Linked DNA regions of Homo sapiens: region 1 is linked to region 2. Evidence: read pairs that join two places in POLR2A ChIA-PET (ENCODE). Cell type or tissue: GM12878. All regions are shown on one strand. Each heading gives the region's core, and the rest is flanking DNA. Links, peaks and the distances in the headings are about the cores only. Region 1 has its middle 87 kb from the start of APOB. Region 2 overlaps LDAH (lipid droplet associated hydrolase).

Region 1 (10,318 bases), core at 1,582-9,581, 210 kb before region 2:
ATGCAAGGGCGAGATTTTAAATCTAATTCCCTGATGTCTGGGGTGAATTCCTGGTGAGGTCCCACAACTAAACAGAGAGCTTCCTGCCTCAATTCTGGAATTCATCTCTGCTAAGGGAAGAAAATGCATGACAATAAAAATCTGCCAAGCCCTAAAGCTAGGGCTCTGTCCTGAGGATGCTAGCTCAGCCCTCTAGCTTGGCACTGTTCTCTCATCTCCCATCTGCAACTGTAGCCCAGAAGACAAAAATGACTCAGAAGAGAACTGGTTCATTGCAAGTGATATTTATTGGGTGTCTACAGGTTGCAAAGCAGTGAATTTAGCATCAAGGAAAATAAGAAGATGAGTTATACCCAATTACTTCTTCAAGTTTTTCCACAGTTGGGTAGAGGAGGTAAGATAAGCCTTGGCTTGAGTAGCAGCCCTCTGAGAACCCATCCCTCTCTCACCCAGGGTACTGGGCCCTTTTTTGACCATGCTTCTTCCCTGAACCTGTTCTTCGCTTACCACATGAGATTGTATTTGTTGGCTCACCTGTCTGCTACTCAAGTAGAATGCCATTTCCTTATGAGCGGTTTGGAGTGATGCTCAGCTACTGGCTTCAAAAAAGAAGGAAGGGGCCGGGGCCCCAGGAATACAGGCACTTGAAGGTGAAAAAGGGAAGGGAATGAATTCATCCCTGTATTAGCTTGTTCTCGCATTGCTGTAAAGAACTACCTGAGACTGGGTGATTTATAAAGAAAAGAGCTTCAATTGATTCACAGTTCCTCAGGCTGCACAGGAAGCATGGCTGGGGAGGCCTCAGGAAACTTACAATCATGGCGTAAAGTGAAGGGGAAACAGGCACATCTTACACAGCCAGAGAAGAAGCAAGAGAGATCGAGGTGCAAGGTGGCTACACACTTTTAAACAACCAGATCTTGTAAGAACTCACTCACTATCACAAGAACAGCAAGGGGGAAGTCTGCCCCCATGGCCCAATCACCTCGCACCAGGCCCCTTCTGCAACATTGAGAATTACAGTTCAATGTGAGATTTGGGTGGTGACACAGACAGTTCAATGTGAGATTTGGGTGGTGACACAGACAGTTCAATGTGAGATTTGGGTGGGGACACAGAGTTGAATTACATCAGTCCTAGAAAGGAATACAGCCTTGCCAACACCTTACTTTTAGCCCAGTGAAGCCCATGTCAAACTTCTACAGAACTGTAAGATCCATGTGTGTTTTTTGAAGCCAGCAAATTGTGGTGACTTGTTATAGCAGCGATGGGAAGCTAAGACAGATTTTGGTCATTTTCTTTGAAACAAGTACTCGTGATTCTCTTCTGTGCTTCAGGGGAGACATCACCAGGTGAGACAAAGGTGACCTTCTCTTGGAAAACCAAGGCCATAGGAAGAATTGTCTGGTTCTGTCCTAGCTGGGAAGGAATTGGAAGCTGGTTCTTTAAGGGACAAAGAGAAGAGGTCTGCCTCCAGGGAGTGGGATCCTGAGGCTGGAGGGTGGAAGGGGTCCCTATCCCATTTGCACACAGAGTTGGAGAGCAGTTGGACCTGCCAGAGGTGCCACGGAGATGTGGCTAGGAGCATCAGGGCTGAGCCTACCCTGGAAGTACCCCTTGCAGAGCTCGGCAGAGTAGGAACAAGGCTGACAGTGGAGCCAGCTGCCTTCTAATGAACCACATGGCCTGGGCAAGAAACCACAGCTGTGCACCATTCACATCTGCAGCTGTGGCCTCTTCCACACTTCTCCTGAATCACAAAGCCCTGAGGTTCTCATATGACAGTGAGGGACAGGGAGCCGCGAAAAGCAACAGATATTAGACATCAACTGTGGTAAAAAGAGTCCTTCTACTAGATTTAGTAGTGCTGTAGAAAAACAAAGAATTACTACCTTTTTGTAGGGGGATGGGGAATGTACACCTGATACATAGTGCCCTCTGATCATCACAGGTGTGAAGTCCTGGCTGAGCAGTGCCAAGCTGAGCCCAGGAGTGATGGTAGGTACAGGGGTGCTGTGCCTCCGGGGTGTCCGGAACCTGCAATGCTGCTGCTCATACCCACACTTGCCTTTCTCCAAACACCAGCCCAGGGCACATCATCGAAGACTCTGAATAAATAAAGCAGAGCAGAGAGTGGAACTCAGTTCTGACTCTGAGCCCTGATTGAGCTTCCGTCATTCTAGAGCTGTGCCTTCTCCAGGGTTGTAAGCAGCATCAGGGTGCCAGGGAGGCCTGTCGGTCAGCAGCCCTAGCTGGCCCTGCCCACATGCCCATCACACCAGGCCATTCTGCTGTTCTGGTGCCACTCTCACCCCTAGGGAAGCCCAGTGCGCGGTCCCCACCTCCTCTGCATGTTGGCTACCTTCTCAGGATGCTGTCTCATGGGTATGTGGGCATCCGCTGCTGCTCACAGAACCCTCGGACCATCCTCCTGCCCCACCCACTGCCAGAAATCTTTTTTTGGATTAAAGGAGAAGGAAGATGGGAAGTCCCTCTGTCTTCATGTTTCTTCCAAAATCTGTCTCCTTCTCTCTCATTTTCTTTCTCTCCTCAAACCTTCCAGACAACCAGCACTATCTTTTCAATAGTTTCAGACTCTTTGGGAATAAAATCCAGGAAGGAAAGTGTATCTTGCAGCAACTTTTGTTTTTAAGCTAACCACAAACACCCCCTGAGATAAGGATGCCCAGGGCCTCTAACTGCTTGAAAAAGGATGGGAAACTGGGAAAATACAGGGAAAGGTAAAAACACCAAATCATATGTTGAAAAAGTTACCCTGACACAATAAAAATAATAGCTGTAATTTCTGCACCCACTTTTTAAATAAATCTTTCTTGAGTGCCCTCTCTCTGCCAGCATCATAGGGTGCCCCAATGCAGTGTTCCTGCTCTGGCAGTCTTTCCTGCTAGGACCGGGAGCCAGACAGCACGCATAGCCAGACAGCACACATAAACAAGAAATAAGAAAACATCCCACCATGGAAAGGGAATAGAGGGCGCTCTGATGGACCAGAACTGGCCACTGCATTTAGAGGGGGCATCACACCCCTCTGGCGTTTAAGCTGAAACCTGAATGGGAGGAAGGACACATAGATAGACCCTGCGCTGAACACCTGTGATTGTCTTGCTCATGTATCCTCCCAGCCTACCTGCAGAATCTACATCCTTATCTCCATTTTGCAGATGACGAAACTAAGGTTCATAGAGATGAAGTTTCTTACCTTAGATAATACAGCTGACCACAAAAGAGCAAGAACCGGACCTGGGGTCTGTCTAGCTCTGAAGCCACAATCCCTTTGAAAATACTAGGAGGGGGAGGGGGATCAGTTGCATCCCTCTTGGAATTTTCCCAAATGTTCTAAACAGAAATTGTTTTTTTCCCACCAGGTGCTGACATTTCAATCTTTCCTCCCTAGTCCACTGGAAAAGGCAGCCGTCCCCCATGTGAGAGGATAAAGTTGTCCAACAGCCCCCGGCTGGGCCTGCTCTGGCTCTGGCTGGCCACCGGCCCACCCTCCGCAGCTCTGCCCTGTGGGCTGGCCGGGTGGGGAGAGAACTCCACAGGCCAGATGGGCTGAGCGGAGCCCAAGGTGGCTGGCTGTGGGTATTCAAGCCTATTTTTATTCACAAAAATCTGTTCTGGATTTTATTCCGCTTTGGGGCAAGGAGAGGTCAACTCTCTTCACCTTTGCTGTAAGATGAGAATACGGCAGGAAATGAAGTGACAGGGAAGCCAACTGGGAAGAGGGAGAAAGGGCAAATTACTGGGAAATTAGAAACCTGTGTTCAGATCAGAGGGGAGGGTGTCAACGCTCCCGCTCCCACCGGGGCCCTTCTTCCCGAGGCCAGGGATGCAGAGACGCTTGACAAACCCCATGTGAGGGGACGGGTGCCACTCAGGTGCTGGCGGCACAACACACACACTGACCCAGCCCAGGCCTCCAGAAGGAGGTTCCAGCTTCGATCTGGTGCTCGGTCGCCTGCGCCTCCCAGCTCCAGTGGGGTTGCCGGAAGAAACTTCCCTAGAGAACAGAGCCAGGAGCCCCATATTGCTGGCGGACTGCCTGTCTCCATGTGCAAGGCCCAGAGTTCCTGTGTGTTCAGGTCAAACATACGTGCAGTTACATGGAAACTCAGATAAGGCAGCTCTCTGCTCCTCGCTGTCACCGAGAAGTGACTTCACCTCTTCTGTACCCTTCAAGGCCCATCTCAGAAGCTCCCCCCTCCACAGCTCCCTGAGCCAGTGTGGAGACTGCACTCTGGGTCCTGGCATCACAAAAGCTGGAAGATACCAGGCAGGCACGAGGCACTGCAGAGGCATAGTTTTAATGGCGTCCAGAACATAATTATTGAGCACCTCTTCAGTGGCAGGCACCATGCCAGGAACTGAGACATAGATGAGTTCTGCCTCAAGAAATCCAACAGTGTGGTGGCAGGAGTCACTGTGCACAATTCCACATAACAGAGGGCAGTGGGAAACGCGTGAGCTGACCTTCCGCAGGCACAGAGAGGGACTCCCTTCAGCTGAACAGACCAGGGAGAGCTCGTTGGATGACGAGGCATTTGAGTGAGGCCTTAAAAGACAGGTGGAATTATATTTTATTTTATGTTGGTTTTGCTTGGTTTTTGCAAAGAGAAATATGGTGGCAGAGCACAGCATCCCAGGAGGAAGGGAGCATAAGCATATTATGGGATGGAACACTTTGGGTTCTAGGGTACCCCTGTGGGGCAGTGGGTGGCACAGGGGCTCAATCAGCACTGGCTGCCATCACAGAGTACTGCAGACTGGGGGGTTTAAACAACAGAAACTTCCAGTTTTGAAGTCTGGAAGCCCAAGATCAAGGTCTTGCAGAGCTGGTTCCTCTGTCCTTGGCTTGCAGATTGACACCTTCTTCTGCATCCTCCCATGGTCTTTCCTCAGTGTACATGCATATCTCTTGCCTCATTTTTTGTCCTAACTGGCTCTTCTTATAAGGACATCAATCATATTGGATTAGAGCCCACCCTAACGGCCTCATTTTAACTTAATCACCTCTTTAAAGGCCCTGTCTCCAAATACAGTCACATTCTGGTGGACTAGGGGCTTCAACATGTGAATTTAGGAAGACACAATTCAGTCCATGACACACAGCATGCCCAAGGAAGGGAATCCATGGGGCATAGGAAGGAGGAGCAATGCAGGGGGTGAGATGGGGAGAACCTTAGATTGAGACCAGATTTTATAATCTATTGAATGCAAGACCACTTTGGCTTTTATGCTATGGGTTACTGTTACCAAACTATGCCCCATACTCTGCCATATGCAATAGGAGTTAAGAGAAGAAAAGACAGGGCGCTAGTGTCCCATGGTCAAGCTTGGGAAACCCATTCTGCCCCTGCAGGCTCCACAGAGCCCTTGGGTTGCATCCTCAAGAGGGAATCACACCCACTGAAGCCAACTGTTAAGGAACATCTCATGGGACAAACATCCCTTAGCATTTACTCCAGGAAACACTGTTGAAGCTAACGGGGACCCTGTAATGATTTTTGAATGAGGAGCAATACAATCAAATCTTTATGTGTCAGGTGATGGCACTGGAGTTGGTGCCCTGACAGAGAAGTTTAGACAGCAGCTTCTGGGCAAGAGTACGTTTCAGCAGGCCAGGCCTCCAGACACAGGGTAGCCTGGTGCCTGAGCAGAGCTCGCTAGAATCCAGGGAAGCCCCTCTGCTGCCTCACCAACTCTCTTCCATTCAGCAGCTATGAATGAGGCCCCTATTGCACGCAGGCACTCTGGCCTGCCCGGCCTGCCAGTCCCCCAGCCTGGACAGCTCTGGCTGGTGCCAACCTCCTCGTTCCTCAATGTGTCTCTGGGCAGGTTTATGGTTCCAGTGAATGAGGGAGCTCCAAGGAGTGGAACAGCAGCAGCAGTCCGGGATTGGTGCCCAGGATGCCCTCTCCTGCTCTTTAAGCGTATGCCAAGTCCAAAGCAAAGACCTAGGATGCTTAGGAGGGGGACTAACGCACTCCCAGTGCCTCAAGGCTGATCTGAGGCCCTGTTGCTCTGACTCAATCACTTTACCCAAATGCAGTCCTTCCTGAGATAAAGACCTCTGTTGTCCAGTTCCAGGGGCCCAAGCCCAGCCAGGCCATGAGGACACATCCCTAGAGGCAGTCATTCTCAGGCATCTGCAAGATTCAGAATCAGCTGAAGGCCCAGGACATATCACTAGTGCTGATTTTGGACAAATGGAACCCAGGGATCAGACCTGTGTGGCCCTACAGCCAGCAGAGGAAGGGTTAACCACCACAGTAGCCTCAGACACTCAGGCTGACCTGCCTGTCCAAAGTCTTCCCCACAACTGCCTTTCCAACTCGCAGCCTCCCTTGAATCCCCCAGTGATCAACCAATCAGAAGATGGAGTCCTGTGGTAAAGGAACAAGGGCTTAACGGGGGTGAGTGGGGTGCAGAGGTCTGAGCAGGGAGGTGAGAGCCCTGCCGCTGGGCACCTGCCTGTTGGTAACAGGCCCGGGAGGGCTGTTGGGCTGCGTGCAGCCTCTCAACTGGACTTCCCCAGAGCTGCCGGCAAGCTGAGGCCTGAAGCTAGAGACTTAGATGCGGCAGTTTGTGACTGCTGGCTTTTGGATGGAGTCCCTTCCAATATATCACAACTCCATTTTTCTACTGTCTTTTTTGTTTTGTTTTTATCAATTAACGTATATGACTAACAACCCCTGTTTATTACCTAGGCCCCAAGCCTCGCCTCACCTGTGTCTGAGCAAGGGTGCCGATGAGCACAGTTACACACATTCCTTAGGAATTTAGAAAAAGAAAAGAAAATAAAAGAAAGGCTATGCATTTCCTGGTGTTTTCTTAATGCCACTGCCACATGTCTGTGTGTCAAAATGGTCCCATCAAAATGTCCTGTGCCCTCCATTGCCAAGGGAAGTCTTCTTGCCCTGTACCAACACACCCCACACACATCACACACATATATACACACACATATACACACACACACACACTACACGCACACATACATATACACACGTACACACACATGCACCACGTACACCCCACACACAGTACCACACACACATGCACACCCCACACAAACACATACACAAATATCTACACATACACACAAACACAAACACACCACACCACACACACATACAAACATGCCACATATGCATCACACACGCACACACTGATAAGGTTTGGCTCTCTGTCCCCACCCAAATCTCATCCTGAATTGTACTCCCATAATTCCCACATGTTGTGGGAGGGACCTGGTGGGAGAAACTTGAATCATGGGGGCAGTTTCCTCCATACTGTTCTTGTGATGGTGAATAAGTCTCACAAGATCTGATGGTTTTATCAGGGGTTTCCACTTTTGCGTCTTCCTCATTCTCTCCTTGCCTGCTGCCATCCATGTAAGATGGGACTTTCTCCTCCTTGCCTTCCACCATGATTGTGAGGCTTCCCCAGCCACGTGGAACTATAAGTCCAATTAAACCTCTTACTTTTGTAAATTGCTCAGTTTCTGGTATGTGTTTATCAGCAGCATGAAAAAGGACTAATACACACCCCACACCCATACACCCCCCCAACACACATACACACACCACACACACACAAAGACACCACCCAGACACCAAACACACACACACACCACACCACATACACACACACACATGCATACATACACACACGTACACGCACCACATACACCACATACACCCAACACAAACACATACACACACCCCCACACACACACCACACACATACACACCACACACACACCACACACATGCACACACACAACATACACACCACACACATACACACCACACACCACACCACACATTCCACACACACCACACCACACATTGCACACACACTACATACACACATACCTACATCCATACACCCTACATCCCAACACCCCCCCACACACACACCCCACACACATACCCCACACGCAAACAGCAACCACACACAAATCACACCACACACACACAAACACACCTGTACACNTACACGATATATACCACATACAAACACACCACATGCCACACTACACACCGCACCACATATCAGACACACACATCACACACATCACATATCTCACACACACACACAAATCACACCACATACCACATACACATACACAGACACACCACGCATACACAAACACCACACACCACACACAAATACACCACACATACCCTACACCACATACACACACAAAGATACCATGCAGACAGAAAACACACATGAACACACCACACCACACACACACATCACACACACACCATACATGCCACACAGACACCATACACCATACACACATACATACACAGTACACCCGTACATTACACACACGTACACACACCACATAAACACACTACACACGTGATATACCACATGCACACATACACACACACACCACAAATATTACAAACACACACACACACAGCACACACGCTGCTGGGAACTGGCTGATGCTCTGGGGACAAGCCTGGCCCCGAGGCACCTGAGTAGAGGAGAGCCACTCCCGCTTCCCTCACGGGGCTTTCCTCCTTCTGGCCTTTCTCGGCCACTTCTGGGCAGCTTCCTGGTTGGCAGGAACAGCCTACTGCCTCCTCAGCTGCTTCACAACCACATGCCCTTTCCTTAGCCAGTGTGCATTGCCATTTGCTGGGGTTCATCCACAAAGGCTCAAATGTCAGAAATTTACGGAGCTTTTGCTTCCTAGTGGGACCCATCTTCTCTCTTGTTCTTTGAAAAACTACATCTAAAAAAGTACCCTGCTTGTGAGCACAAGCTTTTCTCTACCATGATCAAGCCAATGGCTGAGTGCCCCAAGTGGCCCAGAAATCTAAGGAAACAGCAAATCCTTGGGTCCTCATTACCCCCTGGCAGTCTGTGACCAAACCACTTGCAGTGTTCAAATGGAAGACAGTGACTGCCCAGACAATTTCATGTGTGAGCCCTCCTCAAACACAGCAAGACTGCCCCAGAAGAGCCTGGCGCCCTGCGGGCACCAGATCATGAGTTTGCATTCTGGCTACGGCCAAACAGTACCCCACCTTGGGCCTCAGTTTCCTCATCTATAAAATAAACTCAAAGATTGCTTCCAGTCCCCAGATTCTCTCGTCCTGTACTCTTACTGTGGAGTATATGTCATGCTTATCTAGGGGGAAGGGGATTATTTTTTCAGATCCTAAATGTTGTAAGCTCAAACTCATAGTCATTTTGAATAATGTCACGTTAATTCGTGTAAGTAAATAGCTATACTACTGCTTTAGTGTGTTTTTATAGGGAAAAGTGAATGATTTGGGAAATTTCCTGTCCCCAAAAATGTGTCTTGAGCACATACCTTTCTTTCTCAGCTTTATAGCTAAAATGGAATTTTGTCCATTTCTTTCCAGACTAAGGGGCCAGGCTAGGGGACCCCCCTCCATTTCCCCTTGAAATGCAGAAGCCCACAGTCCTCAGCAAATGGGCCAGGGGGAAGCAGGTGGTGAAACAGAAAGCAAGGGCATCTGTGGGTCAGAGATCTGGCTTCTCCCTAGGCGACAGTGCCTGGGGGCATGGGGGGAGCTTTGGGCACGGAGGGATCCTAACCTGCAAGCCTCACACACTGTTTGGGGCCATGGCAGACGATGACAGCTGGCCTTTAACCCTTAGTGTCACCTCAACCTTTGAGCTTTAAGTTCTGATAGATATGGGGGTGGAGGGAGTAAACTGGATGAAGAGTGCCAAAAACACCTGGAGGTATCAGCAAATAGGAGCTAAACTAGCATTTTGCAGGGGAAAGAGTTGATATAAAATAGAGTTTGAGATTAGCGTGGTTCATATTGGGTTGGTGCAAAAGTAACTATAGTTTTTGCCATCACTTTTAACAGCAAAAACCACAATTACTTTGCACAAGCCTAATAAATGTAAAGGTTGCTACTGAAGGCCTCCATTTCTACCCAGTGTTTTAGGGTTTGATGTTGAATGACTGCTTTTGAGAGGCATCTTTTAGGGTTTGATGGTGAATGACTGCTTTTGAGAGGCAAAGAACGGACTGGGCTTTTAAAGAGTGGACTTACGTGTCCCAGGTGGGGTGGGTGACATCTCCTAGGGCTTTGGAGTTTCACCCTCAGCCCTGATTACAGGCTGTTTGATGGGCTGATTGGGAACCCACAGGACATAAAGCATCAGGTGCTTCAGACCTCCAAGTGGGCACTTTTGCTGGTGTGTGCAGAACGGGGGCTCTTGAAGGCCAACGAGCTGTTTACAGGGTTTTTCTGATGTGAGTCCAAGAAACTATTCCATGTCCCCTTTG
Region 2 (10,318 bases), core at 1,676-9,675:
ACAAGAAAGCTGTACTCTTTGCCTTCCAGTTGACTTCCTAGACGCTGAGAGTGTCCTGGGGCAGCTTCTGTGGCAGAAATCCCTTGTGGCTGGGGCTGTGCTGTGTGCCCTATACATGCCTCTGGCTATGGGCCTTTGCATTATATTATTCATCCTTGGCCTGAAACCCTGTCACGGATACCTTTGCCTCATCTTAGTACTGGTATAAAATGGCATTTTAGTATATGGAACTGAAGTATACATGTTTCACAATATCTTTTAGTAAAGTTAAATAGGGAATAATTTTTTTACTGGTTTCACTGAATAACCCTGTATTCTATCATCAGCACTTTGCTTGTGTACTCAGTGTTTGTCAAGAAAATTTCTTTCTGAGCTGCTTTTCAAAGGTTCCTTGACCCTTATAGAGAAGAAATTTTGAGTGCCTATTTAGTATGTTTCTATTTTACTCTTCATTTCCCATGTCCTGATACCTCTCTAAATATCTCTCCCACTAGACTTTATGATCTCTGAAGGCAGGGACTTTGTCTTGTCACCCCTGTGTCTCCAGCACTCAGCACAGCACCTGGCATACTGTAGGTACTCAGTATATCTTCATGAATGAACAAATGAACAAATGAATGAACAACCAGTAGATCTAAGGAATGGCTCCCCCTCCCAGTCATGCTAGGCCTGCGCTTTTAAATATTGGGGTTTTTAACTTAGAACAGTCCCAGTGCCATTGCCAAAGATAGTGGTGGGGTGTGTGTGTGCTTCCTGACCCATACATAGCACTCCAGCTCCAACTTTATGCCAAGTAGCAGTTTCTTGATCAGCAGAGCCATCCTATCACATTCTGTGTAGCTTTACCTCTAGGAACCATGAGAAAGGCCTGTTATTGCCAAAGGCCATAGTAGTCATGTGAGAATTTTGTAGCTATAGACCTTAAGGTTTGCTATTCACTATTCACTGAATTCTGAGGCTACCTGGAGAACACTGTTTAATTCAAAATAACAGGTGCTTCCTAAGAGATAGTTGTACTGCAGAGCAGCAGGTAAAGAATAATTTGCAGTGAGCCTGTGAGCATCATTGTTTTCTGAATGAGCTGTCAGTGATTCTAAATCAGAAGAGCCCAAAACGAAGTGGTTTCCACAAGATTTCAAGCTGAGGAGAACAGCATTTTGCATCCAAAATAAAATAAGTGCAGAGAATATAAAATGATAAAAGCTTGAGAAGAATGGGCTATAGGAAGATATTGAAGCTAAGTTTCAGGTGTTTGTGCAGTTATAAGTTATGTAAAGACCTCTGCAAATATGCAAACATTCCTTATTATTAACAACCGTGACATGAAGATTAAAAGTATTAAATGGCTTTTTTTTTCACATTCAGGTAATTAAAGTGTAGAAAAATCTCTGCCCCAGAGGTCTGAATATAATTCACATGAATGGAAAATGGCAAAAGTGGTTAGTTTCTTGAGTACCATCTTAACTGAAACATACTAAAATGGCATAATTTTGTTTCAGTAATCAGTAGTTGAAAGATCTCATGCTTTACTTCTTAGGATATGGATTTAATTATTTCTGGAGCTAAATGATTTGAGACACTTGTAAAGATTAGCCCATATCTAACAATAATAGTAGTAATTGGTTCAACCATAAGAAAATTGCCTCCAAACAATAACAATTACAAATAACTTATTTTGTACGTAAATATATAGTATATATAAAGGTTAATGGCATGGATTCAGAAATCATCCTGCTTTAATTCATATCTCTGTCACTTTGTGGCTGAACCTCAGTTTTCTCTTCAGTGGAATGAGGGAACTTCATAAGGTTTTTATGTGTATTAAATGAAACAATATATATAAAGTGCATAAGTGTAGTACCTAGAAAATAGTAAGCTATCACTACTACTGTTAATCCAAGTACTTCCCTGCGAGGCATATTCTTATCTTTCTGACATATGAAGTTTTTAAGACAGAGTAGAAAATCTCAAAAAGCAAACTCTTGATTAAAATATAATGGCATTTGCAGTTTATAAACTGCATACTTAGTAAATAAGCTTACTAAGCTTGTGTTTCCAGTGTGATCCTAAGGAGAAGAACACATGGCCTTATGGGAAGAGGAGATAAACTAAACTAGGATTACTTCTAGACCTATGTTTTGACAGCTAGCAAGTTTATCTTTGAAGGCTGTCTGGTTGACATTGCATGTTGGCTAAGACATGCCTTACAAATATTGCAGTCACATAAAAAGAGAAACTGTGTGCTATTTTTTTGTTTGTTTTCTGCTTGTACGGTGGAGAAGCACCCTGCCATAAATACATTGGGTGGGTTAAACTAATAAACAAATAGGCAGGGTGGCAGTGATAATGTTTTTTTGAAGATGTTGAAGTACTATTTGTCGCAGCTTCACTTAGTCATAACACATAGGCACCATTGCTGCTCTCCCAGAAAAATGGATGCATCTGTAATAAGCTATATAAACAGGTGAAGTCTTTCAAGGATTTTGAAGATTTACTGTTTTTTTAAAGCCTATTTAATGAAACAGGTTGTGCACAATCCACACCTAAGCACCATACTTCTTACCTTGTGGCCATACCTCAAATTGTTTCTTAGCTCCTTTTCTAAAAAATGATTACAACAATAATAATAAATTCAAGAAAAATAAGCATCAAAATACTTTCCTCTAACCCCTGCAAATGTATCCAGTATAAAAATTCCCAGTGTGCATATTTACCTTCCTGTACTGTTCAAGAAAACACGGTTGTGCTTCATTATCAAAAGTTCATTCTGGTAGATAACAGAAGAGAATGTGAAATATGCGAAAATGTTTTCTTAGGATAGAATGAATTGGCTAACATGGGAGTTCTTTTTTTAATGAGATAGTAACATAAGAAAATGTTTGGTCGTGTACACAGATTTGGAAACCTTCACCACACAGCTGTGTTATCAAATTAGGCATACTTCCTTGACTTAGGTGATTTTTTTTTTTACCAATATGAAGAATGAAAAATTTTTATTACTGTGATTTATCAAATTTGGACTGCAAATTTCATTGAAATTATCATTACAATATCTAGGAAAAGTGTCACCCAGCAGGTAATAATTGTTGTTCTCCAAAGGCAAGAGAGGAAAACCAGTCTCATCAACTAAGTATTAGTTGTGATAAGGTCTTTGGTCTTCTTATATTTTTACAAGGCAGTGACGCATTCAATGTACATATTAGAACTTCCTTATTGTTTTGGTCCATTCCCATTATTTCAGACTGCATTTTAATTCTCAATTTGTTATTGATATAGATCAATCAAATATAACCCTGTGGTTGCTTATATATTTTTAGAGTTTCCCTTACATGCAGTTTTGCTTAACATGGGTCACAGTAAAGGATCGTTTATAAAAGTAATGGATTGTTTCCTGTTTCTGCCAGCTGATTTGATCAATCTGAAGTTCCTTATGTACTATGGGTTACATAACCAGTCTGGAATCTGTGTGGTACATTCTTCTAGTTTGGTATTAACTGAATTAATCATTTATATTCTTTAAATCATTGAGGACATTTTAGTAAACACTTGAACTGCTCTCTTCTTCAAGTACTCTGCTCCAGCAATACTGTTCACCTGGCTCTTACTCAAACACACCACTTTAGCTTTCTATGGCCTCTGCACATGCTCTTCCCTCTCCCCACAAAATTTATTTTTCCAAGCATCTCTTAGCTCACCCCCTAACTGCCTTTGCACAAATGTCACCTTTCATCAAAGCCTTTCCTGAACACCCTATTTAAAACTATCCCACCACCCCTAGCAATTTCTAGTCCTCTTTTATTATTTTATCTGCCCCGTCATAGGACTTGTGACTTACTACCATCATACATATTTGATTCAATTATTATTTATTGCTTAAATTGTTATGATCATTTATTATAAATCATGTATTACAGCTAATTAACATACATATGCTCAGTCATTTACTTGATTAGTTATTAGCCTCAATTATATCTTATTTTTTAATATATATTTTTATTTGACAAATAGAAAGTATATAGATTGGTACAATATGATGTTTGGAAATAAGCATATATTGTGGAATGACTAAATCAAGCTAAGTAACTTATGCAGTACCTTACATGCTTATCTTTTGTTGTGATAAGAACACTTGAAATCTATTCTACTGTCTTAGAAATTTAAAAATGGGCAAAGGACTTGAATAGACATTTCTTCAAAAAAAATGCAAATGACCAACAGGTATATGAAAAGGTGCTCAACATCACTAATTATCAGAGAAATGCAAATCAAAACCACAATGATATATCACCTAACACCTGTTAAGATGTCTATTAGAAAAACAAAATGTAACAAGTGTTGATAAGGATATGGAGAAATAGAAATCTTTGTGTGCCTTGTACACTGTTGCAAGAGCATTAGTAGAACTACTTTGGAAAACTCTTTGTAATTATCTACTAAAGATGAATATATGCCTACTATATGACCCAGTGTTTCTACTTTGAAGTGATACAGCCAACAGAAGTACATGCATACATGCACCAAAAGACATATACAGAAATATTATTAGGACTTCTGGTTTCCAGTTCCACATGTAGGGAGCTTAGAAGTTGCCACTCCAACCCTAACAAGTAAAAAGCTAAGCAAACTGAGAAATCAATTCTTATCGGACCCAGGATAGGGGAGGACACAGGGAAAACCACTGTCCCCAAAAGACTAGAGAGACAGACTGGCAAATACCGAGAGCCACAAGTTACTAGAGCATGCAGTCACAAACAGAAACCCCCACAGGAAGCAGTGCCATGGTAGAAAAACCTGAGCTGTAATTGATGAATTATAGGAGGTTCAGTATGAACAACTCTGAAAGTTTTAAACTCCAGGAGGACCCACTCATGGGGAAACACCACAATTTTGTTAGACTTACCTACATGAGCTCAATTAGATTCTCCAAGTAAATATTGCAGAAAAATCCCTATGTGCTTCTGGCAGGGGGAAGGTGAAATGAACCATTTTGAAATATGCCAGAGCACTGTGCTCTTCTTAACAAGGTCTGCCCCCAGGAGAAATTAGTTAGCTAAATCCTAACCTGCTGGGGTATTATTAGAGCCTGACCCAAGGGAAGGGAAATACCTAACTCTTGTCAGCTCTAACCTTCTGCATCAGAGAAGGGAAATACTAAACTCCAGACAACTCTAGCCATCCTGTCCTACCAAAGAGGGGAGAAGAATACTGAGGAAACACTTAGAAGTTTGTACACCAGAGGCATATGCTTACTAAAAGACTGAGACTTAATCATAGGATGATAGAATGTCTCCCCTCCCCTTTCCCCCACCTAACTGCTACATTGCTAAAAGCTGATTTATAAAAGTTCCTTTTACCTGGTACATCATGTCCAGCTACCAAGAAAAAATTACCAGGCATACCAAAAGGCAAAAAAAAAAAAAAAAAAATCTGAGGAGAATAGAGCAAGCTTCAGACCCAGACAGATAGGGATTCTGGAATTATCAGATGAGGAATTTAAATCCACTATGATTAATATACTAATGGCTATAACAGATAAAGAAGGCATCATTCAAGAATAGGTAGACAATGTAAGAAGAGAGATGGAAATCCTAAGGAAAAAGCAAAGAGAAATGCTAGAGAGTAAAAACACCGTAAAATAAAAATGGCTTTGATGGGCTTATCAGTAGATTGAACATGGCTGAAGAAAGAGTCTCTGAGCCTGAGAATGTCTCAACATAAACCTCCAAAATTGGAAAGCAAAGAAAAAGACTGGGAAAAGAAAAAAAAAGAATAAGGACTGCAGGACAACTACAAAAGGTGAAACATATGCATAAGGGGAATACTAGATGGAAAAGAACGAGAGAAAGAAACAAGAAATATTTCAAACAATAATGACAGAGACATTTCTTAAATTAATGTCAGACATCAAACTTCAGATCCAGGAAACTCAGAAAGAAAATAATAGGGGTTTGAAACTCAGATCTCCATAAAGAAAAGAAGAGCATCAGAGAGGGAATAAACAAAGACTAAAATGTTCATTTTTCTTATTCTTAATTGATCTAACTGATAAGTTTGTTCAAAATAATAATAGCAACAGTGCTTTCGATTTTGTATGTTTATATGTTATATGTATGCTTACATATAAGTGAAATGAATGACAACAACACAAGGAGCAGGAGGGAAGACTTAGGATTATTTTGTTTTTGTATGATACACTACTTATAAAGTGGTATAGTGTTATTTAAAAGTGGACTTGGGGGTGCAGCGCACCAGCATGGCACATGTATACATATGTAACTAACCTGCACAATGTGCACATGTACCCTAAAACTTAAAGTATAATAAAAAAAAAAAAAAAAGTGGACTTGGACTAGTTGTAAATGGATATTGCAAAATCTAGGGCAACCACTAGAAGAATTTTTTTTTTTTAAGTATAACTGACATGCTAAGAAAGGAGAGAAAATGGAATCACATAAAATGCTCAATTAAAACCACAAAAGGCAGAAAATATGTGGAAGATGAAAATAGAAAATAATGACAAATGTGGTCTATATTAATTTAACTACCAGTAATCACTTTGAACATCAGTGGTCTAAGTGCACCAAATAGGCCTGGTGTGGTGGCTCACACCTGTAATCCCAGCACTTTGGCAGGCTGAGGCAGGAAGATCACTTGGGCCCAGGAGTTTGAGACCAGCCTGCACAACATAGGGAGACAGACCATCTCTACAAAAAATTTGAAAAATTAGCCAGGCGTGGTGGTGTGTGCCTGTAGCCCCAGCTACTCAGAAGGCTGAAGTGGGAGGATCTCCTTGAGCCTGGGAGGTCAAGGCTGCTGTGACAGAGTGAGACCCTGTCTCAAAAAAAAAAAAAAAAAAGGAAAAAGAAAAGAAAAAGAAAAGCACTAATTAAAAGATTGTTAGAGTGGATCAAAAAACAAGACTCAACTGTATGTTGTTTACAAGAACCCCACTTTAAATATAAAGACACATGTAAATGAAAAGTAAATGGATGGAGAAAAATATACCAAGCTAACACTAATCAAAAGAAAACAGGAGTAGCTATATTTCAGACAAGGCCGACTTTTCAAAGCAAAGAAAGTTATCCAGAATAAAAAAGGTAATTACGTAATGATAAAGAGGTCAGTCCTCCAAGAAGACATAACAGTCCTTTACATGCATGTGCCTAGCAGCAAAGCATCAAACTATGTGAGGCAAAAACTGATAGAACTACAAGCATAAATATATGCATCCACTATCATAGTTGGAGATTTCAACACCCCTTTATCAGAAATGGACAGATCCAGCAGGCAGTAAATGGGTAAAGACCTAGTTGAATTCAACAACACCATCAATCAACTTGATATAATTGACGTCTATAGACTACTTCATCCAACAAGAGCAGAATACACATTCTTCTCAAGATCACGTGGAACATTCACCAAGATAGACCACATTATGGTCCATAAAGCACACCTTAACAAATTTAGAATAGAAATTATATAATGCCTGCTCTCAGACCACAGTGGAATTTTACTAGAAACCAATAAAGGAAAGATAACTGGAAAGTCCCAAAATACATGGAGATTAAACATGGATTAGAAAAGAAATTCCAAGATAAATTGAGAAATAATTTTGAACTAAATGAAAATGAAAACACAACTTATCAAAATTTATAGGATGCTGCAATGAGCCAGGATCGTGCCATAAAATAAAATTAATATATCAGAGATGTATGTACTCCATGTCCATTGAAACACCCTTCACAATAGCAAAGTTAACAGAATCAACCTAAGTGTCCATCAGCAGATGAATGGATAAAGAAAATGTGTATGCACTCAATGGAATACTGCTCAGTCTTAAAAAAGAAGTTTTGTCATTTGCAACAATGTAGATGGGCCTGGAGAATATTATGGTAAGTGAAATAAACCAGACACAGGAAGACAAATACTGCATGTCCTCACTTATATGTGGAATCTGAAACAACAGAACTTATAAAGTGGGGAGTAGAATGGTGGTTACTAGAGTCTGGGGTGGTGGGCAGTGGGAGAATGAGGAGAGGAATGTTAGAGGGTACAAAGCCTCAAATAGACAGAAGTAATAACGTTTTTTCCTTTGGGATATATTGCACAGTGCAGTGAGTATAGCAAAAACAGCCTTTATAACAAATGATGCTGGAACAACTGAACGTCCATGTGCAAGAAAATGAATCTAGACACAGACCTTATACTTACCACAAAAACCAACTCAAAATGGATTATAGCTCTAAATATGAAACACAACTATAAAATGACTAGAAGATAACATAGGAGAAAACCTAGATGACCTTGGATATGATGATGACTTTTTAGATACAAACCAAAGGTACAGTCCCTGAAAGAAATAACAGATAAGCTGAACTTCATTAAAATTAAAAACTTCTACAGAAAGCAGGGTCAAGAGAATAAAAAGATAAGTCATAGACTGAGAGAAAATCTTTGAAAAGACACATCTGATAAAAGACTAATCCAAAATATACAAGGAACTCAGAAAACTCAAAATAAGAAAAATATAAAACCTATTTTAAAATGGGCCAAAAACCTTAACAGATACCTCACCAAAGAAGATATACAGATGACAAATAAACATATGAGAAGATGCTCCACATCATATGGCATCAAAGAAATGTAAATTAAAATGACAGTGAGATAACGCCACACCTGTTAGAATGGCCAAAATTCAGAACACTGACAATAAATGCTGAAAAGGATATAGAAACAGCAGGATATGGAGCACCTCTCATTCATTACTGGTGGGAATCAAAATAGTACAACCACCTTGGAAGACAGTTTGGTGATTTCATACAAAGCTAAACATATTCTTACCATGTGATCCAGCAATTGTGCTCGTAGGTATCTACCCAAAGAAGTTGAAAACTTAGTGCACATGGGCATTTATAGCAGCTTTATTCATAATTGCCAAAACTTACAAGCAACCAGTATTTCCTTCAGTAGGTGAATGAATAAATACACTACGGTACATTCAGATGATAGGATATTTTTTAGCATTAAAAAGAAATGAGGGGGCCTGGACATGGTGGGTCACGTGTGTAATCCCAGCACTTTGGGAGGCCAAGGCAGGAGAATCATTTGATCCCAGGAGATCAAGACCAGCCTGGGCAACACAGGGAGACCCTCTCTCTACAAAAATATAAAAAATGAGCCAGGCATGGTGGTGCACACCTGTAGTCCCAGTTACTTGGGAGGCCGAGGTGGGAGGATCACTTGCACTCAGGATGAGGCTGCAGTGAGCTGTGATTTTGCCTAGTTATAGGCTGAGAGGGTGGTGAGTGGTGGTTCTTCTCACTCTGAAGAGATCTCTAGTCATTCTAAAACCCATTCATTTGTCATTACTATATAGAAGAGACAATAAGTAATGGACCTATCCTTTAAGAAAACCTCTCATCAAAGTATGCTTCTTTATTGCAGGTAATTCGTGCCTTTCTGCTCTTTCCAACAATTGAACGAATGTCTGAGTCACCCAATGGCAGAATTGCCACTCCACTTTTGTGCTGGTTTCGATATGTTCTCTATGTTACTGGCTACTTATTATTGAAACCGTGTCCTGAGACAATCAAGTCCTTGCTAATCAGAAGGGGCCTTCAAGTAATGAACCTAGAGAATGAATTTTCACCATTGAATATATTAGAACCATTCTGCCTTGGTAAGCACAGATTTTAAAATGTGTATGTTTATTCTTGTATCACAAAATGTTTACACAATACTCTCTGACAGTGGACAAATATCAAGCAAGCAATTATTTACTAGTTTTTTTTTCCTCTTCCAAAAGTTTAAAACTAGAAATAAATAAAATTAGAAATAGAATGAATTTTTTCATAAGAAATTAGAAAAGCCTCATCAAGCTTTAATTTTACCTTATGTTTCTGATTCTTCACTCTAGCTGCAGCACAGTGAGAAACACTTCTTCCGCATATAGTACATAGTATATATGGAGTCCCTACAGGAATCCTTGGTGTGCCTGTTAGCTTAGTGGGAGTACTTTACGAAAAACAGCACAAGGACACAAAGCCTAATATTCTTGTAGAGTTAACAGGTTGTTTTTATTTTCCTCCTTTAAATGTTTTGGGAGAATTTAAATCATAGAAGTAATAAATATTTGTCATGGTAATGTATTTTAATACTGGGTGCTTTGCTGATTTTTATGAATATGCTAGGAAATGTTTTTGTGACTTTACTTTTTGGCTTCAAAAGTTGTTTTAAAATGTAGTCTATCTTTTTAGATCATACTATTTTATACTACATTTATAAATGACTTTCATAATAAAGTAATCCTAGTTTCTTA

What was found. ChIA-PET counts read pairs that join two places held together with the same protein. Peaks named below come from ENCODE experiments on the same cell type or tissue, not always from the same donor. Only the 100,000 strongest peaks of a DNase experiment are listed, where the experiment ranks them.
Region 1: POLR2A ChIA-PET joins it to region 2 with 6 read pairs; 2 of 35 experiments call an interaction of 5 or more read pairs at or near these places.

The regions. Positions count from the first base shown.
Region 1 is chr2:20,951,576-20,961,893 of GRCh38, reverse strand. No RefSeq gene overlaps it. Among named protein-coding and RNA genes, the nearest start is that of APOB, 87 kb to the left of the region's middle. In GM12878, for the core only: no CTCF peak of the experiment used is centred there; no DNase peak of the experiment used is centred there; H3K27me3 peaks cover 206 bases.
Region 2 is chr2:20,739,332-20,749,649 of GRCh38, reverse strand. LDAH (lipid droplet associated hydrolase) reads left to right here. Exons shown (of 7, transcript NM_021925.4): 5 at 9,445-9,679. Among named protein-coding and RNA genes, the nearest start is that of GDF7, 77 kb to the right of the region's middle. In GM12878, for the core only: no CTCF peak of the experiment used is centred there; a DNase peak (open chromatin) is centred at 4,769; H3K27ac peaks cover 327 bases.